Regions from separate parts of the Mus musculus genome. Here region 1 is linked to region 2. A link is a loop called in an ENCODE intact Hi-C map of the cell type or tissue named here. Cell type or tissue: heart. All regions are shown on one strand. Links, peaks and the distances in the headings refer to the core of each region. The heading gives the core; the rest is flanking DNA.

The links. A loop is a pair of places that touch in the nucleus more often than their neighbours do. Peaks named below come from ENCODE experiments on the same cell type or tissue, not always from the same donor. Only the 100,000 strongest peaks of a DNase experiment are listed, where the experiment ranks them.
Region 1: it touches region 2 in a loop (2.5-fold over the local background); 3 of 42 quality-filtered maps call a loop at or near these places.

The regions. Positions count from the first base shown.
Region 1 is chr7:120,731,200-120,746,691 of GRCm38, reverse strand. It overlaps Vwa3a (von Willebrand factor A domain containing 3A), which reads right to left and starts at 7,135. Exons shown (of 34, transcript NM_177697.3): 1 at 6,749-7,135; 2 at 6,562-6,663. The coding sequence starts at 6,581. It overlaps Mosmo (modulator of smoothened), which reads right to left. Exons shown (of 3, transcript NM_001164580.1): 3 at 11,838-15,492. In heart, for the core only: CTCF peaks have their summits at 5,996 (motif pointing right) and 6,913 (motif pointing left); a DNase peak (open chromatin) is centred at 6,941; H3K4me3 peaks cover 499 bases; H3K27ac peaks cover 1,244 bases.
Region 2 is chr7:120,815,918-120,831,409 of GRCm38, reverse strand. It overlaps Gm5737 (predicted gene 5737), which reads right to left. Exons shown (of 12, transcript NM_001370881.1): 4 at 14,843-14,900; 5 at 14,110-14,228; 6 at 13,488-13,563; 7 at 10,705-10,787; 8 at 9,077-9,214; 9 at 8,073-8,138; 10 at 5,283-5,346; 11 at 3,346-3,419; 12 at 1-471. The coding sequence ends at 217. Among named protein-coding and RNA genes, the nearest start is that of n-TLtag1, 12 kb to the left of the region's middle. In heart, for the core only: a CTCF peak has its summit at 7,902 (motif pointing right); a DNase peak (open chromatin) is centred at 8,037.

The DNA.
Region 1 (15,492 bases), core at 5,955-8,454, 84 kb after region 2:
AAAAAATTAAAGTTACAGGGCGGTCTCCACCCCCCCATGCCCCCACCCCCCCTTGAGACAGGGTTTCTCCAGCATAACCTTGACTATGTTGCAATTTACTCTTCTAGACCAGGCTGGCCTCAAATTCACAGAGATCCATCTGCCTCTACCTCCCATGTGCTGGGATTAAAGGCGTGCGCCACCATTTCTGGCTGTGGGCAGTTTTTAGTTCAATTAATTATCCACCACTGTTTCAGACCTAACATTCTTTCAACTACCCGGGCAAGCGCTTTGATATGTATTAATAGATTCCTAGCTGATGGGCCAGTGTAACTCCATTTTAAGATTAGAAGTCAACTTGTTACAAAGTCAAAATAAGTTCATTCCTGTTTTCTGTAAAAAGTTTTGACCATGTCTTGATTTGCTCCCTGACTGTATCCTGACCTCTACCCTGATAAGATACAATGTTCTGCCAAATAATTTCGAGTTGTTCTGCCAAGTTCCTACGTAACCAAGTGCCTCTGAAAAATCTCCCACTCCTTGTAAACCCCAGCCCTGCAGTTTTGAGGCTATAAAACTCCCACTTCTCCTATCTTGGGGGCTGACCTCTCAAGTCCTACAGTTATGGAGAGGCAGTCTCTGGACTGGCTATATAATATGCACATATCATAAAGCTTGCTTTAAACTTGACTAATTTGGGTAGTGGTCTTTACTCTCCTTCAGTGGGATTAACACTAGCTTCCACGTCATCTGATAATATTTATAGGTTTTCCCCACGTAGTTGTAACCTATCTAACTGGGGCACTGATACCACTGCGTCATGCTTTAACTCAAGACTCTTATTCTTTGATTAAGAAAGTTCACACAACCACTTACAACATGGAATGTAGTACTCAGGACAGACAACCCAAATCCTTGTTGCTGGGCTGTGGTCTCTCATCCTGGCTGAGAACAAGTCCTCTCTCATCCCCTTTCCCTGGGAGAGCTGCATCTTGCTTTCACAGTGCTCCCTGGCACTGGATATTTCTGCTGGGGAATTCAAACTTGCTCCATCTAAGATGAAGGTTCCACATAGGCCTGTCCTCTTTCCCCTGTTCTCTGGCTCGGAGAAGCCACCATTTTTGATCTGTTCTTGATGTTCATTCCTGTTATTGAATCCATCCTCTAATCTAATCAATTTTAGCTCTCCCAAATGTCTCCATCTTCCCTGGGCTCCTTGGCATTTTCTCTTGTTCTCTCCCCCGCCCCCATTTTCATAAGCTTTCAATAGCATATATAAATTACATATAATAATAGGTTTCACTATGACATTTTCACACCTGTATATAATCTTTTTTGTTTGTTTTTTGATACAGGACCTCACTGTGTAGTCCTGGCTGTCATGGTACTCACTAGATAGACTAGGCTGGCTTTGAACTCACAAGGGTCTTGAAGAGGTGAGCCACCACACCTAGTTATATAGTATATTTTGGTGTTTACCTTTCTACTTCTGCTTGACAGTTTCAAGCAGTCTTCCCTGCTCACCAACCCCCTTCTTCTTTCCAATCAGTCCCATCGTGTCTCCACTTTTTGTTTTATTTTTATTTACAATTTTTTTCGGTTTTTCGAGACAGGGTTTCTCTGTGTAGCCCTGGCTGTCCTGGAACTCACTTTGTAGACCAGGCTGGCCTCAAACTCAGAAATCCACCTGCCTCTGCCTCCCGAGTGCTGGGACTAAAGGTGTGCGCCACCACGCCCGGCTCTCCCAGTGACTATTAATTGGATTTGTAGCCTCACGGAGCCTTTGGAGCCTCGTGTCCATTCCATCCCTTGTGACAGTTTTTGAGGGGGACAAGCTTGTGGACATTTGTACAAATAACTACAGCTGCAGAGTTCAGGAGTGCAATGGCCACGTCATGCCTTCAAAAAGTCTCCCACAACCCTTCCCAGTTCCTCCAGCTCTTGTACTCTTTGCCTCCTCTTGTGCCTCTTGCTTTTGAGCCTGAGGTCCTCTGACCTCTCTTGTCAGCTGCAGGGTGGCATCCCTTGGTTTCCTTATCTAATAAATTCTCTGCTGTTCAAAGGCTTTCCTCTGTTTCTAGGGTGGCTCCCTTAAAAGCAACCTTCCAGGTGCCACGTGGTTGGGTTGCTGGCTACCTCTCTCTCTAGAGTTCCCAATTTACCACTGCCCTCCCACCACAGTCATGGGAGGTCCCAGAAAGCTGTACAGCCCCTTTAACCATAGGACCTTCCCCTGTGTACTCTGGGGCGTTCTTCTGTCCCCACATTACTGGTCTTAGGTGGTTCAGCTAAGCCACCACAGCCTCTAGAGAACTCGCCAGCTTTCCTTTCTATCTCAGACTCCTTTTTGTGTGGATTTTCATGTACCTATGCCCCTTCCCTTGGAGAGGTTCACCTTAGCTTGGAATCATAGTCACTAGCATGCTGTTTAAAACCTGGCACTGTTCCCTTTAGACCGTAAGTTGCATGGGAGTGACAGCTGAGAGAGAAGATTGTGTTTGCTATTTGGGAAATTAGTCACGTGACATAGCCCAGGCTGGCCTCCACTGTGCAATTTTTCCTACCACAGCCTTTTGGGTGCTGGGGTCACAGGCGTGTGGCAAAACTGAGGAAAGGAAGGTCAGGAGGTCTTGCTTCTGGGATTTCTATTCATCCCAGGTACTTGTAGAACTCACTAATTACCGGCTTCTGTGTTCTATGGGATACATCATTCATTAAAATTCCTCACAGTAGAGTAAGCAAGCTGGCTCATTAACATTTCTGACACTTGCCTCCCTCCCTCTCTCCTTCCCTTCTCTCTCTCCACACCAAACTGTGGGGCTAGGCACAGGCTGTGAGCAGCTGAGCAGGGTTGTGGCTTCATGGCTTCACTGTGAACTGCGAACTCCGCACTGCCTGCCTTGTGCCCTTCCGCAGCTTGTTGGTTCCTTTTCTGGCCTTTAACTTTTAGTCAGGGGTGGTTTGTTTTGGGAGACACTCCAGGACAAAGTGGTAATGACTTTAAAAATAAAATAAAATCGAACTGGCTCCTCCTCAGTGTGATTCCCTTGGAGACCATTCCTATGGCAAAGACTTGGAAACCCTCTCAGAACACTGGAACCCCAAGCTCTGTAACCCCCAGGGTCTCATTCCCTTTTCCTTGGGGAGCGATTAGCATTTTGCAATGACTAGGTCTAAACTACTGAATTCTGGGGAGACTCTGTGAGCAATTAGATGAGGGCTGACCACATGAAGCTTAACACAAGAGCCCTGGACTTTCGGCTTTTCGGTTGAGAATGAGACGGGAATTGTAATCACCATTCTGCCCACTAACGCCACTGTCAAAAGCCAAGACGACATTGTGAGAATACTTTGCCAAGTGTGACAGAAATGTAGAACACCATAAGTATCCAGTTTGCTCCTCTGTGGCTGTGAAACAAGAACACTGACAGGGAGGAGCAGGGAGGATCGGGGAGGAGTGTGGATGGAGTTGGAACTGTATTCAGATTATATTGTATGAGAACCCAGGGCAAGAACTGAAGCAGAGGCCATGGAGGAACGCTGCTTTCTGGCTTGCTCCCTGGGGCTTGTTCAGCCTGCTTCCTTATACAACCCGTGACCACCTGCCTGGAGGTGACATCAAGCATTAATTAGAAAGTGCTCCACAGGCTTGCCCACAGGTCAATCGGACGGAGGCATTTTCTCAATTGAGGCTTCCTTTTTCCAGGTTACTGGAGCATGAGCTGTACCTTCAAGCATCCCAGGTATCCACCCCATGATCTTTCGCAGTGCCTCTTGGGGAATGGAGTGTGCTGATCCTGGGAGGGGCAGGGATGAAGAAGATATAGCCTTCCCTTTCAGGACTGGGTACCAATGCAGCTTGTCTGTGAGCACCTAACTGCAATAGCACCCCTGTGTGTGGCTGCACTGCCCTCTGTTGCACGGGTCACCTTCTCTCTCCGTGGTTATGGTCTGGCCTCCTTTCTCCCGCTGAAGAGGCTTGAGGGCAAGAACTTTGTAATGTTTCCCAATAGACGGCTGTGCTTGAAAGGATGCGTAGAGCTAGTTATTGCATGAAGGGTAGAGCAGCAGCAAGGACCCTGTGGGGATGAGGCAGAGGGCTCTCACCATTAACCCACAGAGCCTGCTACCCACTGGGTTCCTAGGCCCTTTGCTGTCAACTCGTGTAATATGCCTGTCCCTTGGCTTTAAATCTTTTTTTTTTCCATAAAAATTTTTTTTATTAGATATTTACTTTATTTACATTTCAAATGTCCCCTTTCCTAGTTTCCCCTCTGAAAACCCCCTCCTCCTATCCCCTCTCCTTTCCCCCTGCTCACCAACCCACCTACACTCACTTCCTGGCCTTGATATTCCCCCCTACACTGGGGCATAGAGCCTTCACAGGACCAAGGGCCTCTCTTCCCACTGATGACCAACTAGGCCATTCTCTGCTACATATGTAGCTGGAGCCATGAGTCTCACTCTTTGGTTGGTGATTTAGTCCCTAGGAGATCTGGGGGTACTGGTTAGTTTATATTGTTCCTCCTATGGGGCTGCTAAACCCTTCTCCTTGGGTACTTTCTCTAGCTCCTTCATTGGGGACCCTGTGCTCAGTCCAATGGTAGGCTGTGAGGATCCACCTCTGTATTTGTCAGGCACTGGTGAAGCCTCTCCAGAGACAGCGATAACAGGCTTCTGTCAGTAAGCACTTGTTGGCATCCACAAAACTGTCTGGGTTTGGTGATTGTATATGGGATGGATCCCCAGGTGGGGCAGTCTCTGGATGGTCATTCCTTCAGTCTCTGCTCCACATTTGTCTCTGTAACTCCTTCCATGCGTATTTTGTTCCCCCTTCTAAGAAGGTTTGAAGTATAAACACTTTGGTCCTCCTTCTTCTTGAGTTTCATGTGGTTTGTGAATTGTATCTTGGGTATTGGCTCTAAATTTTATCACAAGGAAAAAGTCTACCAGATACCTTCAGATGCATTCTGGAATTTCAGAATGTGGAGTGCAGTGGAGAATTCCAGAATGTCCCCAAGGACAAACTGAAGTAGATCTTCTATGAGAAAATACTTTTAAACTACGAGGAAGAAACTTTCAAACAATGCCGTCGTCCTTGCTAAGTCTAGTCGTGCTTGCCATTAACCTCAGCAGTTAGGAGGCGGAGGTAGGCAGGTATCTGTGAGCTGAGGCTGCCCTAGTCTATTTGTGAGTTCCAAGGCAGCCAGAGCTACATAGTGAGACCCTGTCCTGGAGGAAAAATGTAAAAAGCTATCCTCATAACTCACGAGACCCTAGGGCCCCTCCGATAGCCTGAAGGGATGCCTGTTCTTTCCGTGGGAGGCCTGGATCGCCCCCAGTCAGTGCCCACCCCTTTCCCTTCCAGTGCAGGCTCTTATCTGAGGGTTCCAGTTAGTCTTGGCTTTTGTTTTCCAACCTCTGTGACCATGCAGGTATGGAGTTCAGCCAAGGGAGCGGGGTACATTGCGGATGCACTGCCCTGGGTGACTGGGGGGGGGTACCATAGGAGAATGAAGGGATCCCATGGGCAGATTAGTGTTTTGATCAAAGCGCATTGTTATGAGAGTTATTGGATAAAAGAAGTCAGCTACCTTCCCAGTTGGTTAACATCTGAATCTAAGAAACTCTCAAATATTTAATTCATGAAAAGCCCATAGGCAATCTAGAGGGCTAACATTTTTTATACTTACTTATGTATTTATTTAGCGTATGTGTGTGTATGTGCGTATATGTGTACCTGCAGGCACACGCCACAATGTACCTGTATTCAAAGGACAGCTTGGAGGAGGTTCTTTCCTTCCACCATGTGGGTCCCAGGAATCAACAAGGTTGTCAGGTTGATGACAAATGCCTTTATTTGCTGAGCAAGCTCATTGACCCAGGGCCTGTTTATTGTTATTGTAGATTTCAAATTTTATTTTTATGTGCATGATTTAATTTTTAAAGAAGATTTATGTACTTAATGTTTGAGCATCTCACCTGCATGTATATATGTATGTGTATCACGTGTGTGCCTGGTGCTGGAGGAGGCCAGAGGAGGGCAGTAGGTCCCTGGAAACTGAGCCTGGGTCCCATGGAGGAGCAGCCGGTGCTCTTACCTGCTGAGCCATCTTCCTAGCGCCTAGGCCTTGTTATCTAACTACAGTTACTCCACTGCTCCTGTGCAGTCCATGTTACCAGAGTGAGCCATCGCTCTTGCATAGAACCCTGCCAAGTTCCTGGTAACTCTGGGACCCAAGAGTTACCAAGGCTCACCATTCTTTCAGAACAACTCCTTGCTTCTCAACCCCACCCGTCACCCGCTCTGCTCCTTGGAAACCTCTACACACACACACACACACACACACACACACACTTCACTAACCATCCTCAAGCTGTGCTTACTTCTACAAACATCCTTAACCCCCTGTCTGCCAAGAAACCCCAGAATCCTACGTGTTACCCCACAGTGGAAACTCTATGGAAGTCCTGCTGTCTCCACACTGTTTCAGATCCTCAGCACCAAGTACAGAAATCTTTCTCTTTTGGCCAATGCTCAACCATTCTCTCTCCCCACTTGCCAACCCTTGTGACACTCACCTCCATCTGCATTTCTTCATTTACATCTCCATCTTTGGGAGAAGGCACAGCAGGACCTCTCTGCTCCAAGCTCCTCCAAACAAACGCTATAGAGCAGCTTGCCTGTGAGATAAGTGTTAGCTGGTCTCCAAGGTAACAGACTGCACCACGCCAGCTTGGGGCAGGGAAAGGCAAAGAGCTTGCTCACCCCAGGGATAAAGGGGCTCCTTGACTGTTGCAAGTCCCTCTGTCAGGTTAATCTGTGTTTCTTTTCCTGATAAAGGCAGGATGTGACCTGCTTTTCTACTTTTAGAACCTCTGGGTCAGCCAGGTCTATGTATGGTTTAGGCCAGTGGAGCCCTGTTGCCTGCTGCCTTCTTGTGGCCGGAATGGAGGAACAATGCAAGGGAAGCCCAAGAGCCTTCCTCTTCAGTTCCCCTGAGGATTGGGAAGCAGCCCTAGGAGATCTGGCAGCACCAGGCCAACGCCCAGCTGGAGTCAGCAGGTCAGTGTCTCCGCAGCCAGGTGCTACAAAGGTCATTCACTCCAGCAGTTCCCAAACCCAGGGACTCAAGAGGACTCACCTGTGTGGTCTGGTCTCATTCAGGAGAGTAGCCCGGGATTGTGCTGCAGTGCAGCAGGACCCTTTAACAATGGCCTCAAGTGATTGTGATGTAACTAGCACTTGGCACACAGTTTCACACTCCTTGGCACCTTTCTACAGACACAGAGATGAGGGGCTCCACCCAGGGTCCCCCAGCTAGCAAGTGGCTAAGCTCTTCTCATTCCAGACACCCTTAAGTTGGTCTTCATTTCCGGAACCTTTTGCTCCGGAAGCTGGAACTCCGGTGACTTGGGGACTTGTCTTTGAGGTGCTCATTCCAGGCCAGATCAAAAACAACCAAACTTCCCAAATAGAAAATGGTAATTGTCAGGCTCTGTGGGTTGCAAATGCCCTGTGCAAATTCAGGGCATGTAGCACTCTTGCCAACACCAACAAGGCGGGCAAGGGGCAGGTCAGAAAGGCTTGAGGGGACGACAGGATGACAGTGCTATGAGATGTGATGTGAATGAAGGTCAGGAGCACATGTGCCCATCTTGAGGGGAATCCTAGGTGGGAGGTCACGGGTACAGAATTTCAAGGCCAGCTTATATTCTGTGAGGCCCTAGATACAAGGGTTGGGTGGGGGTGGAAGCTGGTTAACTTTTTGGCATTGTTTTTTGAAACGTAAGGGTCCCAGAAAGGCATTTCCCCATCTCCCTTGCTTCTGAGATACACAGGGTTTTCGGTGTTTTGTTTTGTTTTCCCTTTTTAACATTTCAAGGGAAGCCTTCTTTCATTGAGCCCACTAAGCACATTCTGGATCCACCTGAGCTACAAGGAAAGCCAGGATGGCTTATGGAGACCACAGGAGAGGGAGAGGAGAAAGCTGTGTGTCAGGCTTGTGATGTGCAGCCACTCCTGCCTCAGCCACCCAAGGGTAGGGACTGCAAGCACACGTCACCACACCCAGCAGCAAACCTTTTGTAGATCTCTAGAGTGTGGCTCTTGTTGAGTATCAAAGCACAACAGGGATGTCTGTTTTCCTTTCCTTTGGTTTTAGTTTTAGTTTTTTGAAACAGGGTTTCTTTGTGTAGTCCTGGCTGTCCTGGAACTCAATCTTGAACTCAGAGTACTGAGATGAAAGGCATGTATGTCTGTCTGCCTGGGTAGGTGTATCTGTTTTCTTACCATTAGTTCTTTGGAGCTGGTAGGGTCTGTTCATCCCTCTCTGGTCACTCTTTTAAAAGCTCTCACCTGGTAACATCATGGGATGTATGTTGGAGGGATTAACTTGTATTTTCCTTTATTGCAAACGGAGCAGGTGCTCCTTGTGAGGTGGAGAAGCAGCATGAAGTCAACTGCGTTTTAAATTCCTGACTAAGAGAGGCTGCCAAAGGACGGGAGGAGGGCAGGGGAGGGATGTGTTTAAAGTCAAGCACAGGGGAGTGTACCGAGCTCCTGTGAATTAAGAGAAACTCAAACTAGCTTAAGGTGGGGGGTGGGGGTGAGGAGGTTTTGGCCAAATGGTCTCCATGCCTGAGCTCTCTTCTGGGATGGCTCAATTCTCAGGTCAAGGCTCCTCAGGTTTGGCAGGGATATCCGGGCCCAGCAGCACCAATTTCTGCCCCCATAACCTAGCAACTGATAGAGCTTTCTTCCCAGGAGCTCCAACCAAGTCCTAAGCTTGGCTCCTTGGTCACACGCTACCATGTTCCCTGAACCAACTACGTGACTGACTGTGGCTGCTGTTTAGCTCTGCAGGCAGGTGGGCTCAGGCACTAAGCCATATGAAGAAAGGGGCAGGTTTTCCAAAGTTTTGCTTTTTGTCTTTGTGTTTTATGCATGCACACATGGGTGTTCAGAGGCTAGAGGAGAGGGTCAGGTGTCTTCGTCTATCATTCTCTACTTTCTTTTAAGTCTAGCAGTCCTCCTGTCCATCCCCCATAGCACCAGAGTTTACAGGCTTGCACAAGAGCACACTTGGTTTGTTTTGTGGGCACTGAGATCTGAACTCAGGTTCCTGTGGTAGCACAACAAGCCAGTTAACCAGAGCCAACCCTTCTCACCTTGATCTTTGCTTTTCTCCAGAAGACAGATATCAAGAAACCAGACTGTGAAAATTAGAAGTAGTAGAGGCCTGCTTCATGCTTGGTAGCAATACCTTGGTGAGATGGTAAGACCTAAAAGGAGATGAGATGGGTCACTGGTACCCATGGGAATTCCTAGCTCACCAGTTTGTCATACCCCACATGTGGGGTGGACACAGGAAGGCCACTGTGACACTCAGCATGAGACACCTGAAGTCCTATTAGCATATGTGTGGACAGAGGACAAATAGATCCTTTATTTGGTTACCTTAGTAACTAATGTTTCCTACCTCCAAGGAAGAAGAATGCGGTTGGTTTTTAAGTGCCCCTGGAGGAAAATGGGGAGCAACTTGTTTGGTGATACCTCCCTGGGGGTTCAAATCTTGAAAACGTGCTAGAAACCAATGGGTGGTGGTCTTAGTTTCACCAATTAGAGATGCCAACCCTGTGTGATTCCATTGAATATGAGTGCAAAGATGAGCCTTGACAAGAAAGAAACTGAGCGATTAAAGACAATTTTCAGTACATTTTCCCATTTTTTCCCTTTGAACAAAGAAGATAATATTCAGCAGGTGCTCTCCGTAAGGAGCAGCTCTTAAATAAGGTCCTTTTGTGATTCTCTGCATTCTGCATCTAGAAACAAACCATGGATTTAGCTTCTAATGCCAGAGCCAATGAAATCATGCAACACGGAGGAGCTAATTTTGTTTCCTTTAGACTGGCCAAGTTGGCAAGGCATTGCTGCAGGAGTCCTACACCTGAAGTCAAGGGAGCTGGGTCTGAAACCCAAACTTAAACCAACTACTACTGCTTCCTGAGAGAGCCTGGGCAGTTTTCAGCCTGGAGAGCCAGCTCTCCTCTTGCACAGGGTTAACGATGACACAGAAAAGCACAGACTGCCTGATTTAATGCTACTTCCTTTCCCTAGACATTCAGAACACCATTATCCACCCACCACACCCTGCAAAAATATGAACTGCCCCAACAGGCTGGTAGGCTGTGAAGTATTGGTATTTGGTAAAGTTGTTTGTAATCTGAGTTTACAGGAGCATTACTTATACGAGCAAAAAAAAAAAAAAAACAAAAAAACAAAAAACAAAAAACCTCAAAAGCGCCCCCCCAACCCTCAAAGGAGAAATAACCTACATAGATAAATGATGTGTGTACCCAGATATTATTTATAAGATGGAGTGCCACTTAAAAAAGTCTTGGCATATATGTGTGTGTACAGAATATCACCTCTTGTTAAACTCACCAACTGTAAAATGCCTGCTGGAATATCCAAGAAATAACAAGGCTCTACTTTTATAATAGTGAATGTGTCTGTGAGAAAGAAAATCCCCTATTTCAGCTGCGGAGCTATGGCCACTGATGGCTGTGGGGGCTGGGTAGCAACTTCCATCCAGTGTGTCTGCTGGTAGGTTGTTCTGTGACGCAGGCAGCAGGACTGATTCCATGGGTTACTAAGAACAATTTACAGTGGAGAAGTGAAGGTGGAAGGGTTGTGGCAGTGTTGGGAGAAAGGAGGAGTGCATAGGATCAAGATATATTGTGACTGTGTCAGAAATTGTCACAGAGTAACTATTTAAAAACAAACTTTCAAAGAAAAAAAGAATACCCAATAAGTTATTAATGTTTCTTGGGAAGGTGGGTTATGAGTGGGCACTTATGTTCAACATTCCTGGGCTTTAAAAGAACGCCTTTTTGTGTGTGTGTGTGTGTGTGTGTGTGTGTAGTGTGTGCAGTGCCCCATGGAAGCAATGGGAGGGCACTGGATCTCTTCAAGCTGATGTTACAGGTGATTGTGATCTGCCCAATGTGAGTACTGGGAACCAAAGGGTCCCCTATAAAAGCAGTTAGTGCTCTGAACCACTGAGCCATCTCTCCAGCCCCTGGGCTTTGTTTTTTTTGTTTTGTTTGGTTTGTCTTTTGTTTGTTTTCTTTTCTTTTTTTCCGAGACAGGGTTTCTCTGTACAGCCCTGGCTGTCCTAGAACTCACTTTGTAGACCAGGCTGGCCTTGAACTCAGAATTCCACCTGCCTCTGCCTCCCAAGTGCTGGGATTAAAGGCGTGCGCCACCACTGCCCAGCTGGCTTTGTTAAACACACACACACACACACACACACACACACACACACACACACACACACACACACACACACAGTTGTTAAAAAGAAAATCCTTTTATGTCAGCACAGGCTTGTGAGAACTGCCCTCATAATAGCATTTGGGACAGAGGCAGCTGCTGATGGAGCAAGCAGTGGTGTGAAGAGTGGCAAGCATACGGTGGCATTCCCACTAGTAAGTCCGTCTTGCTAGACACTGACCGTATCAGCACGTCAAGTGTGTAGGAGTGGGCCAGTCACATCTTTGTGAGATGTGCAGAGTAACTTTTACTCCAGGACAATATGGATAACCAAATAGATCTTTGGTTTTTCAACTGCACTTGAACGAAAATCAAGGCGATGTAGGAGAGAGCTGCTTTAATGGACAAATAGATCTGTCTTAAACAATTAATATGAAATATCAAAGCCATGTGAGAAGTGCCAGAGAAAAGGGCCCAGTATTTACTGGGAAACTGTCCTGATCTATAGAGTGGAGTATCAGTGACAACTGTGCTGTTGCTTTTCTGGTGCTGTGATAAAACACAACGACGAAGGCAACTTACAGAAGAAGAGGTTTATTTGGCTTACGGTTCCAGAGGCGTCAATCAGAGCAGAAGCTGAGGTCTCCCATTGTGGACTGCAAGCCTGGAGCAGAGGACTGGGAATGGCATGCAGCTCTGACATCTCAAAGCCCAGCCCCAGAGACATGTTTTTTCCTCAAGGAGACACCTCTTCTTAAACCTCCCCAAACAGCCACCAACTGGGGACCAAGACCCAAACATCTGAGACTATGGGGCACAGTCTCATTCCTGACTAAAGTGAGCAAAGACTGTCCAGGGAGGAGGGGAGCTCCCTCACATACAACACTAACACAACCAGGAGGCCAGGTCTCTGTAAGGGAAAATGCTACAGTACTGTGCTGTTTCCAGACAGGCTAGCCTTGCAACGATGCGATGTAGCTGAAGATTACCTTAAGCCTTGGCTTCTACCTCCTGAATGATCGAGTTACAGGCAAGTCCCATTATACCTGGTTTACTCAGTGCTGGGGACTGAACACACTCTACCAAGTTACTTCTTTAACAAGACAGCTACATCTCTAGAAATAAACATTTAAAATCAAAATGTATTAAAAGTAATAGAAGCCTTTTTAGTTTCTTTAGTAGACAATTTATTTTGATAAACTTGCTCAATAACAAAAATACAAGTGAAGAAAATTATGTTCACTTTATACAGTTGTATTAACAATTTGTTTTGAAACTATTAATTGAAAAAATGTTATAACCAATTAGAAAACAATTCTTAATAAAGTTTTGGATAATATACAGACCTTGACCACAAACTAAAATCTCTCAAGGCAATACAACTAAAATTCTGTGTAGACAATTCTACCTACACAGACCACCTTTTTCCTTCATTTATTTTTATCCTTCAAAAATTTTCTAAAAGACAGCTTATTGTTTTGACTTGTGAATGTAAATTTAATTTTAAAAAGAAGATCAAAGTGGGTTGATATAACAGTTACTATAACCAGAGTAACCGGTGACTAGTAGTCTTTTAATAAAGACAAAATAAATGCAACATGTTCTTCTCATGAAGTCCATGATGCAAAACAACAGCTAAGAACAGATCCAAAGTTAGTTTCCAACACTTCTTAAGGACCTTTCCTCTAAACCAATAGATTGCCTGTCACCAGGACTATTTATTTCACTGAAGAGATTAAACAGTGAACTCGCACAACACCACACGGAGAAATCAAAGCTGTAGGCAAAACCCAAGAATGTGTTTTGGTCATCTAGAACATTACAAAAGAAAAAAAAAAAAAGGCATCTTTCTAAAACAAAACAGATGGAACAGAAACCAGGCTTGTGAGAGATGGAGAAGTCAGAAACATCACACCCACACTAACAACACAGAACATGGATTACCTTTGGAAAGAATTGTACTAATGGTTGCTTTTAATGAATTGAAGATTTTTATCTATACAGATGTTTAGGCTTGTTCGATAGGAGCTTCCTAAACACTCAAACTAGTTCAGTCTTGTGCAAATAAAACCTAAAAATAGTTTTCAGCAGATTTTACAGTGATATTCTTAGGCATGAGAAGAATGTACACTCTAAGAACAACGTAACAGACAAAATTTGACAAATGATTGCACCATAAAAGTGTTTTATATACATTTTACAAGATATGATTCCTGCTATAAATTAATACTGTGCTATGTAGTACTCATAGTGACCTTTTAAAAGCAGCTGCTGGCAGCTGTTTGTCCGTCCACTTACAGGACCGATTACACGGATTAGTCCACTTCAACAACGTTTGGTCTGAGAGAGTTTACAAAGACTGGACTTGACACACTACTCGATGGGATGGTCTTAATCCTGGGCTAGAGCGCTGAGTGGCTAGAGGGGCTTCCCCCATCAGCTCTTCATGCACTGGCCTTCCAAGACAATGATGAAATTAAAGACAATTTAATGGTTTGGGTAATAGATACAAATAAAACCTAACATTTTGTAATCTTATGCAATACCACTGTAAATGAGAGAAGTAAACAGTGGGGAAATTCATAGCAGCTGAGAAACTTTCTCTCCCCATGCTCATGATCCAGTTAAAAATATTTTGAGAAACTATTTACAATAAAATCCATCTTTTTTAAGAGAAAAGCTCTTGGTCATGTCACTTAATTTGAACTATACTTTGCTAATACTTTGTATCAGTGGTATAATGCCAACCACCAAACCTTTCCTTCAGAGTGACCCATTTGACTGATGACTGATCAAAGCCCAATCCCGAATGTCCACAGAACATGTCTAGTGGTGGTTTTAGAACTGCCTGGACGGAACAGGTGGTGGAAAGCGTCCTTCCTCCGACTGACTGCAGGCTTCTCACACAGAGGGGTCCACTTCTCCAAGGTTCCTGTATGAGCCCAAACACTGGGTTTTCATTCACAATTTAATACTGAGACAGCTGAATAACAGACACATTGGTGAGGACTGACCCAAGTCTTCCACTCTAGGTCAGATCTGAGCAGGTAACCCATCTCCGAATACCATCCTGTGAGGGAGAATCGAGTTGCTTAGGAGTCATTCCCATTTGTTTGAAGTACAGGCTATGTAAGACTTGTACTCTGCCCACTAATAGGGATACTTGAATTGCCATTCACTCTAGAGAGGACAAACTCAGCTCCACTGCCATGAAACACCCTTGTGACAAGATTCAAACAAGTGTTCCCCAGGAAGAATCGAGGTGTTGACACAGGCATGGGAATGTGGGGAGGAAAGGACTGGGTTTTAAAAGTACTTGTGAGTTCAGAATCAGCTGCATTGCTGTTTCTACAAAAAACAAAACAAAACAAAACAAACCCCAACCAACCAAACAAACAAAAAACCCCTTAAGGTTTAATGCAGTCTTCAAAGCAAATGAAAGAATGGTAGCTTTTCAGCACACACGTGTGTAAAGCATTAGAGGGAATATTGTATTGCTTAAGAGTTTGGTGAAGATCTACTAATACAGATAAAATGCGATTTTTATGGAAGAGCAGAACTAGTGTTGTAAATAGCCAAAACAGCCAGATATTTGCTAGTGACCTTAATGTTTATGTGAAGTTGTATGCCTGAACGTATACACTGCATTGTTAACGTAGCAGACTGAACCAGTGGAAAAAATGAATGTACAATAGATGACAATTGTTATTCATTCCAACAGTGTCAGATTCCCCAAACTATAAGGTTTGGCATGACCTTACCTTTACTGTCATATACAAATAAATTAAACTTAGAAAGAATCTTTAGCTTAACTTAAAATTGCACCTAGAAAGGTATGGAGTTATTTGTACCTATTACAGAAACCTGTCAAAATCAAAGGCTGCTACAAAGAATGAGGTAAACTGAAGACTCTCTCCACTATGCAGCCTTCAGATAAATGGCTTTTTTCTATTGAGTTCTAGGTTGCACACCACAGTGTTTTGCTAGCAAGCATTCAGAGTTCTCGTCCAGGAACTGTTTGCATGTGTGCATATACAAATGTACACACACATACACACACACACATATACACACTGTATACTGCATCAGCAAAATATATATATTATATATATATTTATATAAATATAAGGAAGATTTCCCCCACCCACCCCAAACTTGTTTCTTAGTGTTTTCTTTTTTCTTTTGTACACAGAGATTAGGGAGTTTTAGAATTTTTACATACATTTTAGCAAACA
Region 2 (15,492 bases), core at 6,571-9,070:
AGCCTCGGGAAAAGAGTAACACACAGGATCAAGGAGCCAAGAGCCGGGAAACCCAAATGTGCAGACGAATAGAAGCCAAGAGAGCGAAGCAGAGGCGTGGCCAGGAATCGGGGCGGAGTCAAGAGGCAGGGGCGGGCCTAAACCGGGAGGTCAAGCCAGGTAGAAAGATAGCGAGCTACTACGTGGGCGAGGTCGTGGTCGTGGTCGTGGTCGGGCTCAGAGCCTTTCCACCACCGCCTGCAAAGGCTGCAGCCCTAGGAAGTACAGGGCCAGGCCGAGCAGGGCGAACAGTAGCAGCAGCATGAGCAGCAGCCGCAGGAGCGTCAGCACGATGCAACAGCGGGGCTGCGGGGTCGTGGCCTGCACATATCGCTCCACTGCGTCGGCGAAGCTGAACTTGTCCGGCGCATAACCAAGTTGAGTGCGGGCCTTGGCAATCTGGAAAGTGTGCGTCACGGCCACGCTGAGCACCTATGGGAGAGGCGGAGCAGCAGAGGGCTGGGCTAGTGGGAGAGCATCCTGTGCCTTGTTGACCAAAAGGATAAGGAAAGGGCAGACTGCCTTTCCGTCACACTGGGGTTTAAAGACCAGCTGCTGCGTCTGGTTCCTGATGCCTTCCTGAGGGGGAGGCTTCCTTTCTGAGATCTTTTTCTTGGAGGGCGCAGCCTCCTCGATGACCTTTCGGTATCTCACCCTCAGGCTCTGCTAAATTCTCACCCTGTTTCGTTCCTCTTTTCTCCTTCTTTTCCCAGCCTAGCGCCGTTCTAGACCCCTGGAGACCCTTAGATGCATCCTTGAATACCAGGGCAGACTGAAGGTTTCCACAGCCTGTAGTGGGGTGCGGTTCTCCAGATAAACATTTCCAAAGGAGGATGTCGGCTTCCTGTTGCCAGCTCCAGACCAATTGTAGTGGGCGGGGCCTCCAGAAGAACCTTCCTGTCCTCTCAGCTGGTTAACTAAGTGACTCTAAGGGAGGGATTCAATTACGAACAAGTGATTCCTCTTTAAGTCTGAGCTACATCCCCAGCTGCCGGTTGGCTGAGGACCACCTGCTTCCAAGGTGATAAATGACAACCATAGATGATAGAACTCCCACTGCACTTGCTGTGGGCCCTTTATACACTTCTGTCCTCGGTGATGGCACGATTTTCTCTTTGCATAATTGGAAATTGAAGAACAGAGCTTAAGTGACTTGCCTAGGGTCACATAGGAGATCCACTTTAGAAAGTGGCCATATTCTTGGTCATGCTGGGGTCTGGAGGTGCTCTCCTGCCTGGCTTGTTATTCTCCAGCTAGACATTGGTTATGTGGTTCTCTCATGGTGCAGACAGGGCTTTGGGGCTAAGCCCTGGTCTGAAGACCCCAGTGAGGGAAACAGACCAATTCTTGTCTGTTTTGCCCCAGATACTACGTTCAGGGCTTGGAGGAATGCAGGTTAGTAAATATTCTAAAGTCAACCAAGCTCCTCTTGCAGGGAGACATAGCTGTGAGGTAGGCAAGCAGGTCCTAGCACAGTGCTCACAGAGGTCCGGTTTAACTGTGACCTCAGGGCGTAGGTGGCTCTCCTGCATGCTGGAAAATTCCTCCTCATATCTCGGGGTAGCTCTTATCACCCAGTTGGATTGCCTGGTTTCTAGAACATTTTCCTCTTTGGATTGTGGACTTCCTGGGGTAAGCACCAAGTCTTTCTCACCTCTAGTGCTCAGTGAAGTGCCTGGCACATAGTAGGTGCTTAAGGAATGAAAGGTTTTTAAATGCTAAAGAGCTGATTGGTGTCTCACAGACTGGCCAGCAGACGGCAACTGACCTGTCGCCCCCAAACTGCCCCAGATCCTTTGCCCTAGAACCAACGAGTTAACCCGCAAACCCACACTTTAGACAAGAGGAAGTCAGGCATTAGCCAAGTCAATGCCTGACTACAGTTCCTCAGCACTCCTGACAGCTGTTTACCTTGTTGGTTTCTGGTGTTTTATAAGACAGTGGTGAGGCTTTAGGTCTGGGTTCAAATTCCACCAGTGCCCTGTAAGTGAGTGATCTTGTGTAGGTAGCTTCACGGTGTCTCTGATTTCCTCCTCTGAACAAGCACAGGGTAATAGTTTCCAGTGGTAGTGACTATCACATGACACCAAAGGACTGTCACTAGCCTCCATCAGTCTGGGGAAGATGTAGGCAGTGGCTTCCCGGAAATATTCTCCATGCCCTCTCTTCCTTTCAGCGTAAGGGGCCCTGAACTTAGCATCCTGAAGCCAATCCCCATGTGGCGTGATCTTAGACAAGCTTCCGGTTTTTCATCATAAGCTGAAGAGCATAATCTTTTGCCCTTCCTAATTTAACACTAAGGAGAATCAAATGAGAGAGGCCCTAAATTACATCTGCTGTCTTACTCTTAGTGTCTACTTAAGAGACCTTCTTTGTACAAACAACCAAAAGAAGCTCTTAGATTTATTTATTTTATATGCCCTGCCGGAATGCATGTATGCGCACCAGGTGCATGCCAGAAGAGGGCGTCAGATCCCTTGGACTGGAGCAATGGATGGTTGTGAGCCACCATGTGGATGCTGGGAATCAAACTGGGTCGTCTGAAGAGCAGTGAGGGCTCTAAACTGATGAGTCCTCTCTCCAGCACCAAAATGTCCTCTTTTTGGATGGTTCGTGCTAAGCAAATATAAAACTACTCAGACATCAGCTGGTGCAGTGGTGCACACATTTTATCCCAGCGCTCAGGAGGAAGAGGCAGGTGGATCTCTGTGAGTCCGAGGCCAGCTCTACACAGTGAATTCCAGAATATCCAGAGCTACCTAGTGTGAGACTTGTCTCGAAAAACAAGACAACACTCCCAAACTATGCGCCATAACTATGAGAAGGGTTTTGATATTCTGTACAAAGAAGGCATCAAATACATACTTATTGTTAAATAAACATGTACTAAGCATGTGAAAAACATGAGTGATGAGTCTAGGGCCACTGGGAATTTGTGTGAGTGTGTGTGTGTGTGTACATACATATGTATGTATATATATGTACATGTATATGTATATTCAGAGTTTGGGTTCAAAAGAGTGTCGTCTTTGGGATCTCAGGTCTGGCTAGAAGATAAGCTGCCTATAGCTGGAATGACAGCTGTGAATAGGAATTTGGAGCGGTCCAATTTTCAGTACGTAACACCGTCTGAGCAAAAACTTAGTTGGTCGGGAGCATTAGAAAGGAGCGGGCTGTAGTTTCGGGTCTACATGGAAGGTTCTGAGACTGCAGAGAAGAATCTTGTGACAGAGGTGTTCAGCAATGGTGGAGAGGAGGAGAACGGTGTAGGGCTGGGATTCCCCCACCCCTCAGCACCCCTCTTACCTCACTGCGGGTGAGTAGTGGGGGGATGGTGCAGATGGGTCTCAGTGCCAGGTGCAGGTACTCCATCACTGCAGCTGTGGGAGGGGGCAGGTGAGAGGGGCTCAGGGATGCATCCACTGGGGGCGTGTCTTGCCTTGCTAGGGGTCCCTTTAAAAAGGTCACTGGATTCCCTTCAGTTGGCAGCATTTGCTGGGGGCCTGTTAGCTAGGAGATATGTCATGGTAAGATGGTACTAAGTAGTGATGATGGTCTGAAGAATGCAAGCAAATCTGAGAAGGCTCAAGGTGTTTCTGTTCTCTCTCTTTCTCTCTCTCTCTCTCTCTCTCTCTCTCTCTCTCTCTCTCTCTCTCTCTCTCTCTCTTTGGTTTTTCGAGACAGGGTTTCTCTGTGCAGCCCTGGCTGTTCTGGAACTCACTCTGTAGACCAGGCTGGCCTCGAACTCAGAAAATCCATCTGCCTCTGCTTCCCAAGTGCTGGGATCAAAGGTGTGCCCCACCACTGGCTTCTCAGTCTCTCTCTCTCTTTTTTTTTCTTTGGTTTTTTGAGACAGGGTTTCTCTGTGTAGCCCTGGCTGTCCTGGAACTCACTTTGTAGACCAGGCTGGCCTCGAACTCAGAGATTCACCTGTCTCTGCCTCCCGAGTGCTGGGATTAAAGGCGTGCACCACCAGTGCCCGGCTTCTCAGTCTCTCTTAAATGACGTTTCATTCATGTGTTTCGTGTATGTGTTCATGCGTGTGGGTGTATATTTGCCATGGCGCATGTGTGAACCACGCAGGACATCCTTGGGGAGTCAGTTCTTCCCTTCTACCATGTGGGTCTCAGAGATTGAACTTCCCTAAGATCAGGCTTGGTGGTGGCACCTTTACCCATTGAACTATCTTGCCAGTTTTCAAGTTCTCTCTTTTGAGGCAGGATCTTACTATGTAAGACCAGACTGGCTTCAAACTCTCTAGGTAGCTCAAGCTGATCTTGAGCGCATGATCCTCCTGTCTCAGCCTCCAAAGTGCAGATTCCCACACCTGGCTCTCTCCTATTTTGATATGCTGACTTGGGTAGGAGAGGGAGGAATTGGGAGTGCTTCCCTTCTGTCCTGACACCATTGCTTCTGCCAACGTGAAGATGCACCAAAATGCAGCTAGCTTACAGAGAACTGTTATTTATATACAATCCTTGCAAGTTGTCATCACCTGGGCTACAGGTAATGCATATCAATCATTGTGGCAGAGTACAGAATACAGAAATCTCCCACCTGGGTAACAAGTTTACAAGTCTTTGATTTCAGTAACATCCCAAATGCATTTAAAAAGAGTAGGTCCAGCCTCTGATGCGACAGAAACACAGCCCTTTGTGACTTGAGGGCTACCGTTCCCTTGGGCAGCTCACAGCAAGCCTGATGCCTGCTTGCGCTCTTATTAGGAGGCCAGCAGAGGGCAGCAGCAGGGCACACTGTCCTGGTGGGGTGGGACCAGGGAGTGGGAGCAGATACTGACCTGCAGGGGTAAATGGGAGAGTCCAAGGTCAAAGTCTCCACATGCCCCAGACTTTGGAAGAGGGAAGCCTCAGGCCTCCTCTGCCTTTCAGCTAAGTCTGAGTCATAGCTGCCTCTCTCCTGTCACTGCACCACTTGAGGCAGGCCTCAGAGCTCCAGTCTCTTCTTTTACAAGAGTTACAGTCACAGTTACAGTTGTTAGAGGCTCAAACTTAAGCGGGGTAGGCCTATGATCAACACAGCTGTAGTGATATCGAGACATTTGCCCCTCTGCGTGCAGGGTCTGGCTGGGTGTCCCTGCACAACCTATTTAAAGTCCATCACCCTCACCCATGGGGGCCTCGCTGGCCTCATCCTAGTCCAGGCCTTGGGTTTCCAATAATGTAAAACACACATGTTGTTTGCATACCTGGCCCACGGGATTTCACACTCAAGTTCTTCCTTACCTGTCAGATAAACACAGGAGGTCGGTACCTGGATCCAGGGCTGACTGTACCCCAGCTTCTCAAACTGCAAGGGAACACGGTCTGACATGAGAATGGGTTGTTTAGGCACTGGCTGGTAAAGAAAGACTACCTGCTTTCCATATCTTCCTGGCAGGGCCTCTCTCTCTCTATGTAGACCAGCTTGGCTTCAAATGACAGAAATCTGCCTGCCTCTACCTCTTGAGTGCTGGAATCAAGGGCATTTACACTATGCCTGACATCATCACCACCATCATCATTTTGCACACCAATCTATTCCTTGATCAGGATAATTCAAATAGTTAAAAACAGAACAAATCTTTTTTTCCCTGTTTATGTGGTGTGTGTGTATGTGAGGGGGGGGGCGGGGCACGTACTATGATGCATATGGAGATCAGAAGAACAACTTGTTGGAATCAGTTTTCTTTTCCAACCACATAGGTCCTGGGACTCTTTATTTGCTAAGCCATCTCTTATCTATTGGTTTTGTATTTTCTTTTTTTTTTTTTTTTCTTGTTTTTTTTTTTTTTTTTCGAGACAGGGTTTTTCTGTATAGCCCTGGCTGTCCTGGAACTCACTCTGTAGACCAGGCTGGCCTCGGACTCAAGAGATCCACCTGCCTCTGCCTCCTGAGTTCTGGGATTAAAGGGCGTATACCACCAGTGCCTGGAATAGGGCAGGTTTTTAAACTTAGACTGTTTCACACCATTTAGATTTTTACTATATCCACCCACACATGAATCTGTTCCCAGGTTCTTAAATAGAATCTGGTTTTTTCCCCCTCTTTCAGAACTGACTGTACTATTAAAGAAAAAGATAAAGCTCAGCAAGTGTGTGGAAAGCAAGAGGAAGTGCTGGAAGAAACAGACGGGCAGGGAGTGAATAGAGCTGTCCACCTGGATAAAACCTCTTCAAGTCAAAGCTAAACTAATGAAGGCAGGCAGGCTGGAAAGAAAGGGAACACTCTCCCACTGCTGGGGAGCACTCTCCCACTGCTGGGGAGCAGACAGGAGTCCTGCAGGCTCTGGAAAATACTCTGGCAGTTCTTCCACGGGAAGCTAAGCTTAGAGTTACTGGTTAGCCCGGAAACTCCATAGAAATACACAGTAATGCAATCCCAGCACCGTGTGTGTGTGTGTGTGTGTGTGTGTGTGTGTGTGTGTGCATGTGCACACATGTGTACCTAATGAATGACAGCAGAGGTTGTCCTCTGACCCTAGCAGGCACGTGTGCTTACATACATGTGCACTTGTATACACAGGTGCAGACATACACATATCACAGAAAAAGGAAAGGAATGAAGTCTCTACCTAATACATGTCACAACGTGGATCAACCATGGAAACTAAGGGGGAAGAAGCCAGACAAAGGCCACTCCTCCCATGAAACAGCCAACATAGGCAGGGCAGTTGAGAGAAAGACTCACGTTGCCTGTGGTGGGTTGGGCTTGAGGGTAAATTGATACAGGGCCACGTTGCCAACAAGAGAGGCCTGCTTTACTTTTCTGAAGATGAAGACCTATTCTAAACTTAATTATGGTAATGGTTGTAAAACTCAGACTATAATTTAAAAAAGAAAACTATGTTGAATTGTATCCTTTCTGTAGGTGGATTGCATAACTTGTAAGTTATATCTGAATAAAAGTACTTTTTAACATAAAAAATTACAAAAAAACCCTCTACATGTATGAGTGTTTGTTTTTTTAAAATTTATTATTTTTATTTTATGTTCATTGGTGGGTTTTTTTTTTTTTCGAGACAGGATTTCTTTTTTGTTTGTTTGTTTGTTTTGAGACAGGGTTTCTCTGTGTAGCCTTGGCTGTCCTGGAACTCACTTTGTAGACCAGGCTGACCTTGAACTCAGAAATTCTCCTGCCTCTGCCTCCCAAGTGCTGGGATTAAAGGCGTGTGCCACCACATCTGGCTGTTCATTGGTGTTTTGACTGCTTGTATGTCTGTGTGAGGGTGTTGGACCCCTTGGATCAGGAGTTACAGACAGTTGTATGCAGCCATGTGTGTGCTGGGAATTGAACCCAGCTCTCCAGCTCCCATGTAGGGAGGCGTGTTTTGCTTGTGTGTATGACTGGTGCTTGCGGAGGCTAGAAGAGAGCATGGGATCCTTTGGGACTGGTGTTACAGATGGTTGCTAGCTGCCATGTGGTGATGGGCCTTAAACCCAGGTCCCTGGAAGAGCAGCCATCGCTCATAACCATTGAGCCATCTCTCCAGCCCCTGGAAATGCTCTTTAAATAGAGCAAACCAGAGCTGCCACTGGCCCAGCAGGACACGATAACCCCTATACCTCTACCCAGGTTTCTGTGCTCACTTTCCAGATGGGCCTGGTCCAAAGGAGACTGTGGGTTGTTGAACGAGGTCAGGGGTCTCAGAGACCAAACTCCCTCCTCCCTCTAGGATCTGGTGACCACATACCTGCCTAGGGATTTCAAGCAACCTCCCCTTTCAGTGTAGGACCACTTGTTTTAGCAAGGGCCCTGGATTCCATCGAAAAAAAGAAATGACATTAGATTCACAGGCCAGAATCAGTGCAAATCAGGAGGCAATTATAGAAAGGTCAGTGTCAAAAGCAGGAACACATGGTTCCACTAGGGGGCAGTCACAGCCCAGCTTCGGCTCTCCCAGTGCCATTCAGGCACGTGCCAAAAGGGTTGGCTTTCTAAGGTAAATTCATGGTTTTGGTGGAAGGAAAGGATACAAGGACAGAGGGTGGGGTTGAGAGACTCACTCTGGGCTAGGGGTCGGGGAGAACACCTACCAGTGGGGCCATCCACTCAAAGAGGTTGACACTCTCCCCATCATTGATGTAGTATGCTTGCCCGCTCTGAGGGTGACAGGAGGGAAGAGGTACAGTCAGGTGTCTGCCCACAGCCTGATCCCCTCTTTCTCCTGGCTCCTGGAAGCTCCTTCGGCCCTCTTGTCCCCCTAAGCAGTTCTGGGAAGAGACCTGGACAACACCTTAGTAAAGCAGTATGTGGTTTGACAACGCTAAAGAAAGACAGGGTAACTCTCTATGAAGAGCTGTAATTGGCTTGGCAGAAATGATGGTATTCTAAAGAGACATGGATGTTGTGGGCCTGGTGTCTGTCAATCTGACTATCAGACTATTCAAACAATAGACACCCCCCCCCAAAAAAAAGAGAATTTCTTTAGGGTACTCATATTGGGAAACTGGAAGGGCCCTAGCCAGAGGGGAGTTTATCTCCTTTCATTCAATTGTAACAACTACTCAGACCACCTAACAGTTGAGGACTAAGCCCACTTAGTGACCTTGAGCAGGACTGTGGAAACGTGCATATTCCAGGGACTCTATTTAAACTTTAATCTCACTTCAGGACCCCAAGACAGACTGGAGGGATCACTGGGTCCTTTTAACTCTTGTTTTTCAAGACAGGGTTTCTCTGTGTAGCCCTGACTGTCTTGGAACTCGCTCTGTAGATCAGGCTGGCCTCGAACTCAAAAGATTCATGTGCCCCTGCTTCCTGAGGGCTGGGCTAATTTGATTCTTATAATTGGCTTCTGAAGGATTGACTTTGGCCCCGAGTTTGGTAATAGGGTGACCACCCTGACAAGCTGTGTGACTCCGAAGGACTCACAGGACCTCACTGTACTTCATTTTCTTCAGCAAGATGAGTATCATGAGGACTGTGACATGCTTCCGTTGGAAGCTGTGATGTCACAGGGTCACGGTGAGCTAATTATGCTCTCTGACAGTTCTGGGCCTCCCTCCTTATGGGGACAGGGATGTCACAAAACACTCACAGCCACGTAGCCTTTAGCCATGGTGAGACCCTCGGCCGCCAGCATGTGTGCCTGCACCAGATTCTGCACATGGACCCAGTTCATGCGCGTCTTGCGGTCCCCAAACCGGAACATGAACAGTCTCTTCTTGATGTGGCTCTGGCATGGGGGAGAGGTGACAGTGCAAGCTCACCTGGGTGGCTTTACGCCTTGTATACACGCTCATAGGCTAGACTCCCACCTCCCATGTCCCAAGTTGTCTGGACATCTCTGCTTTCTTGTCTCATAGATAACCTTGGGCCACCTTTGAGCTTCTTAACTTTTCTCATGCCTCACATTCAAACTAGCTGTAAACCCAGCTGCCTCGACCATTATGTCTGTTCAGAATCCAGCCACACCACTGCAGCCCATCTCGCCTTGGGAGCGACAGCAGCTCCAGTATGGATTCTGTATGCATCATAGTTGTCCATTCCCTCTGCACCACCTGATCTGATGAATGCAGAGCACATGGGCTGCCATATGAACACTGAAAGGCAGACAGTGCCTGAAGCCCTTCCAGACGGGGCCAGCTCCTTCACAACTCCTTCTATGGACCCCCTCTACTCCTTGGGCTACCATGACCCCAGGGCTGTCTGTCTCTTCCTGGACTTTTGAGGAGATGCCCCGTGTAAAGGATGCCCCGTGTAAGGGCTCTTGTCTAAGAGCCTGCCTGACCTGCCCATCTCCTTCCTCCCGTGGGAAGTTTAAAATATTTCTTTCTCCAAGGGGCTTTTCCAACTTCCCCAGAAGCCCAATCCCCTCCATCCATCCACTTTTTCTTTTCTCCCTTTGCGTTTGGCATCTCCCAACACTCTTTATAATTCAGCTTGCGTATTTCTTTTAATCCATCTCCTGGTGTGAGAGCAGAAGCCACACGAGGGCAAGAGCATCTGCTATTTGCTGCTCTGTCCCTAAGCCAGAGCAGTAATGCGCACACTGGAGTAGTTCAGGAAGTATTTGCATGGGGAACTGTCCCTGTAGTTGACCTGTAAGAACTGGGCAGGGGAATATTTGAAGCAGCAGGGCTGGACAGCACTCCCTAGGTGCCCTTCCCAACTCCCACAGTTTTGCACTCAGTCAGTCCCAGCCACAGGGATCTCATTACATTAACCTTCCTCACACTTAGGTCAGCGCTCAAGCTGCTCCTCTACCTGGCATTCCCTTCCTCTGCTTACCTCAGTTTCTCGGGGGTAGGGGTGGGGGTGGGGTAGGGGTGGGGGTGGGGTGGGGGGAATCCCCCTTCCTCCTTCCAGACACCACAGGCATCCCTTCCTCTTCTTACCTCAGTTTCTCAGGGGTGGGGGTGGAGTGGGGTGGGGTGAGGTGGGGGGAATCCCCTTTCCTCCTTCCAGACACCACAGGCATCCCTTCCTCCAGGAAGTCCTCCTGAATCTCTCCTGCCAGGCTCATTTTCTCTAGTGTTTCTCTACTTGGCCGTCACTATGCTAAGTTATGACTGTGCCATCTGTCTCCTTGACTAGGCTGTGAGGACATGAAGCCTAGAGCCCCCTGCAGCCATAGTCCCAGAGCTGCAAAAGTCCAATCAGCATGCACACCACGTCAACCTGACTCCTTCTGTCTCTGGTCACAGGAAGGCTAGGAAGACCTACCGCCACCCGGGGCAGGTGTCTCTGTTCTTCAGGACCATAGATCCCTGGGGGACGGAGCACACAGGTGCGGAGGGTGCCTCCTCCTGGGACAGAAGAGAGGGTGGTCAGGGGCATGCAGAGGAGTGGCACGTGGAGGTGGGGGGCCCACAGCCAATGAGGACGGGAGGCCAAAGCCATCTACCTCTCCTGCTTCTGTATGGAAGGCCCAATATAAATACCTTGTGCTGACAGCAGCCCAGTTTCCTTGGGGACCCTCCCCCTCACCGCCCACAGAGGTCCTTATGGGTGGTGTTCTTAGGATGTTTTAACCTGGAACTATCTCATGGCATCATTGGTATTAGGCCCACAAACCCTGAGGGCATTGGCCATCAGCTCCTACCAGCCCTTGAGCTATTTATGATCTGTCCTTTCTAAACCAGTGACTTTTTTATTCCTACAAATCTGTTTTCCTGACACCTCCATTGTATGTTCCCTTTCCCCATGAATAAGCCAGGGACAGAGCCTTCCATCTTTACCAAACACCTTTCCCTTTACAATGAAGCCCAGTATTGTGGATGATAGATTGGTCCCCCAAAAGATATGTTTGCTACAACCTGCCAATATGGCTGTGTTTGGAAAAAGGGCCTTTAAGGTTGTAGTTAAGGATATTGGTGAGTTGAGATCATTGTAGGTTTTCAGCTGGGCCTAATCCAACTACAGGAGTCTTGAAAGAGACCAACAGAGGCCAAGGAGGCCATAAGAAGGTCAGGAGTCATCTGAAGCCGGAGGAGACAGAGAGAGGCCTCTTCCTCAGAGCCTTCAAGGGAAGGTCAACCCTCTACACTAGCTAACACCAAGACTCCAGGCTCTGGCTTTCAGATGGCAAGAGAATGTTCTAAGTCATTGTGAGAGTTGCAGGACACTGACTCAAGCAGGCGCAAAAGGATACAACACACTGACAGGGCACTGTGACCTACTTCTTAGGATTCTGGCAGTCAGTCAAGTGAAGGCCATCTCAGGACTAGCCTGGATTACAGACCACGGTAATGGACCTCTGGTGACCGTGGCTGTCCTCCTGGAAGGCAGGTGTCAGCTGAGCTTTTCTGTGTCCTATAGCTAAGTTTAAACTCTGGGTCCCTGGGGGCATGGTGGAGGGAGGTCAGGTTGCAGCCAATGGTGACCAGAGGGACACTGGGGAGCCACGTCACGGAGGGGCAGGCCTAAGGTATCCATGACTCTTCTGAGCATTGAAAGCTGGGGACATGCATATAAATAATTCCCAGACAGAAGATTAGGTGTCTGCCCTGGCAGTAGGTGAAAAGAGCTGTGCCCTGGCAGAGACAGGAACCTGGGGAAACCCTGTATACACACATGAGGGTCAGAGGTCACACACTGATGGGCGAGGTAGGGAAAGCAGGACTATTGCAGAGAAGAGAGCCCACACGCAGAGACCTGGTTTACTGCCTCTCGAGTAGTACAGGGGGTCAGGCCTGGTTTCTGGTGCTAAGATGCTCCTGGGCTTAAAAGTCCCACTCTACCACCCAATGCTGTGTGACTTTGAGCGAAGGCAGCTAACCAGTCTCTGCTTCCTTGTGTGTAAACTGGAGGCTATCATTTCAAGCCTCTCTTGCTCTCCAAATCCAATTGGTTCCCAAGTTTGTCTTTAATTAATGGCACTAGAGAAGTGGGTTGTGATCCCTTTGGGGATGGCATATCAGATAGCCTTCATATCAGATATTTACATTACGATATATAACAGTAGCAAAATTACAGTTAGGAAGCAGTGGTTTTATGGTCGGGGGTCATCACAACATTAGAGCTGTACTGAAGGGTCTCAGGTTTAAGAAGATTGAGAACCACAGTACCAGCGGTTGAACACAGGTCCTATGCTGCGCAAGCACTCTGTCTCCGAGCTACTTTTTTTTTCTTTTCGTTTTTCAAGGCAGGGTTTTGCCATAGAACCCAGGGTGGCTTTGAGCTCCCTCTGTAGCTATGGCAAGCCTTGAAGTTGTGATCTTCCTGCCTCGACTTCCTGAGTGGCTGGGGTGACAGGACTTTGCCACTAGGCCCAGGTAGATGAGGCCATGTCAGCTGGTTTCTTTTAGCTTCTGAATTTTAGAAAGACAGTTAACAATGATTTATGACAAGCAAATCGTCTGCATGGATTTGGATTCTGTGTAGAAGACCGGGGATGCCTAAATTCCATCTCCCCTCAGGAATGATCTGGAGTCAATGAACCTTTTGCATATGAAATTAGTATGCAAAATAGGACCTGACATGAAGAATGCACATAAGCGGAGACTGTTCCTGTTCTATTATTGCTTTGTCGCCAGAGAAGGGAATGCTGGGAGACAGCCGAGGCAGAGGTTTTTTTTTCTGGAACATTATTGAAGGTTTCATGCAAGAGCCTCTCACTCGCATGGTCCCTTCCAAAGAGCTATAGCTCCTTGCATATTTATAATGTTAAAGAAGACTGCTAAAACTAAATCCAGTCCCATAAGACAGCAAAGAGAGCACGTGTCAGGCTGTCAAAGTCTGTTCCTCACCAGACTGCAAGCATGGGAGCTTACAGTCCAGGCTGCGTCCTGGTTGAAGAGGCTCATGCAGGTGCTCTGAACACATTGAAGGACAAAGGCCCAGATCATGGGGAGATGTCACTTAGAAGGAAATAGGGTCTTGGACATGCATTTCAGAGAGGCAGCAGTGGGCAGGCATGCTTGTTATAAGCATGTCCCCGTGGTGCATTTCAGAGAGGCAGCAGTGGGCAGGCATGCTTGTTATAAGCATGTCCCCGTGGTACTTACCTAGGAGCGGTGTCCCATTGGCCATGAGAGTCAACTGGTCGGCAATGGCTTTGGTTCGAGAGTAGTGGTCCATATGCTGGCAGGGGACAGGGAGAACACAGCCACCAGATGGGCTCAGTGATATTGTTGGCAATGCTGACCCAGCTGGGCGTGGCCTACCCTATGGCTGCACAGTCCTGGCTCAGGTCTGCAATGTCTGGCCTGTGACACTGATACTGGATATAGGTTGGGTGATCGAGTCATATGTCATTCTTTGGTGTTCCTGTGCCATATTTTTTTTTTTTTTTTTGCACACAGTCTCATTTGCTGCTCTCTACAAACCACCTGCATGGTGTTCTCAGGCTTAGATGAAGAAACAGAGGTTCCAAGTGCATGATACGCCCTGTCATGGAGGTGAAAGGTGTCAGGCTGGGTGGGGCTCAAGGCCAGGTCTATCTGGTTTTGGAGCTTTCATGGGCAAGACAAACTAAGACGGGAGAAAGCTTGGACCACTCAGTCTGGGAGTCCAGCCTGCTGGGATGGACCTGGAGTAAAAAAATGGAGCTGGCTCTACCCATGCCTGTGCTTTGGGCAGTCACTTCCAGGCACACCACCCTGTACCCTGCATCCCAGAGATTGGTACCTTGTCCAGGGGGAAGTACGGAATGGACTCCTCATTGCCCTGTTCTATGGGCTTCCCACCAAACGTCACGTTGACTGTGCTGGTGTACACGAGTCTCGGAACCCGCCGACGGACACAGACTGCAGGAGACACACACACACCACAGCTAGATTGTGAGCAGGGAGCTTAAAAAAAGGCCTCTGTGGGCAAATCCACCCATTTTTATTCAGTCTTCATCTCCCGCCCCATACCATCAAGGATCTCCCAGAATCTAGAACTTCCTGAGAGGAAAAAGCCTTTTCCCTCAACTTAGGATGTTGGAGGCCAGAGCTTCTTATTCCTCCTTCTGGTGTGGCTTTGTCCACCAGGGCCACCCTGTCATGGGCAGGTAAGAATAAAAGGCTCTCTTGGTGAGACAATAAAAAAGATGTTCTAAAACTGGAAAAAGTGCAGGTCAAGATAGTTCACATCCAGAGGGCCCGGCAGGGATCTTCTATCTGATGCCTCCGTGACTTTCCTCAGTTTCTTCCTCACCCTGAGCCCCTAGACATGCTAAGACTGCTGGTGTTCAAGCAGGTCTGTACACAAGAAAGATAATCTACCTCCCACTGGCCTCAGTTGGTACAAGCTAGGTAGGGTAGGGGGTCCTGCCTCCGTGGCCTTATCCCCAAACCCGACCCCAGAGCCAGGCCAGTGACAGGAGACAGAAGAGGAAGGATCACACAGCACGCCACACTCCACTTTGGGGGCCTACCATTAATCACTAGTTTGGTGCCTCCGACATTTATAGACTCAATCTCCTGTTTTTGTAGCTAAAAGACAAGAGGGAGATAAGAAGTCACAGGCTGCCTTCTGCCTTGTGGCTGAGACCACAGGCCAGGCTTAGGGTCGGCAGGATTCTCACTGAGGGATACTTGGTATAGGGTGCAGGGGCTGGCATAGAGTTGGGCACAGATAAGTGACTTGTTGGATCATTTTCTGCCTCCTCAATTCTCCCCTTATCTGAGGCAAATGTGGTGGTATGGCCGTGTCCAGGAGAAGGGAACAGGAGTGTAAACAAAGAAAGGGTCTGCAGTGGTGGGTCCTTGTGTGCCAGGCACCCAGCAAACAATGCAGTCAAGACCTCATTTAACGCCACTGGGAAAGATGATGTGCTCCATTTTAAAACTGTATTTATTTATCTGTCTGTCTGCCTTTGAGACAGTTTGTCTCCTATAGCCTCAGACAAGCTTTACAGATAAGGATAGCCTTGAAATCCAGATCATCCTGTCTCCACCTCCCAAGTGCTGGGATTATAGGTGTGTGCCACCATACCTGGCTTATGTGGTGGGGGGATCTAACTCAGCAGGCATGCTAAGCAAGCATTCTATCTACTGAGCTGCATCTCCAGCCAAAACCATTTCT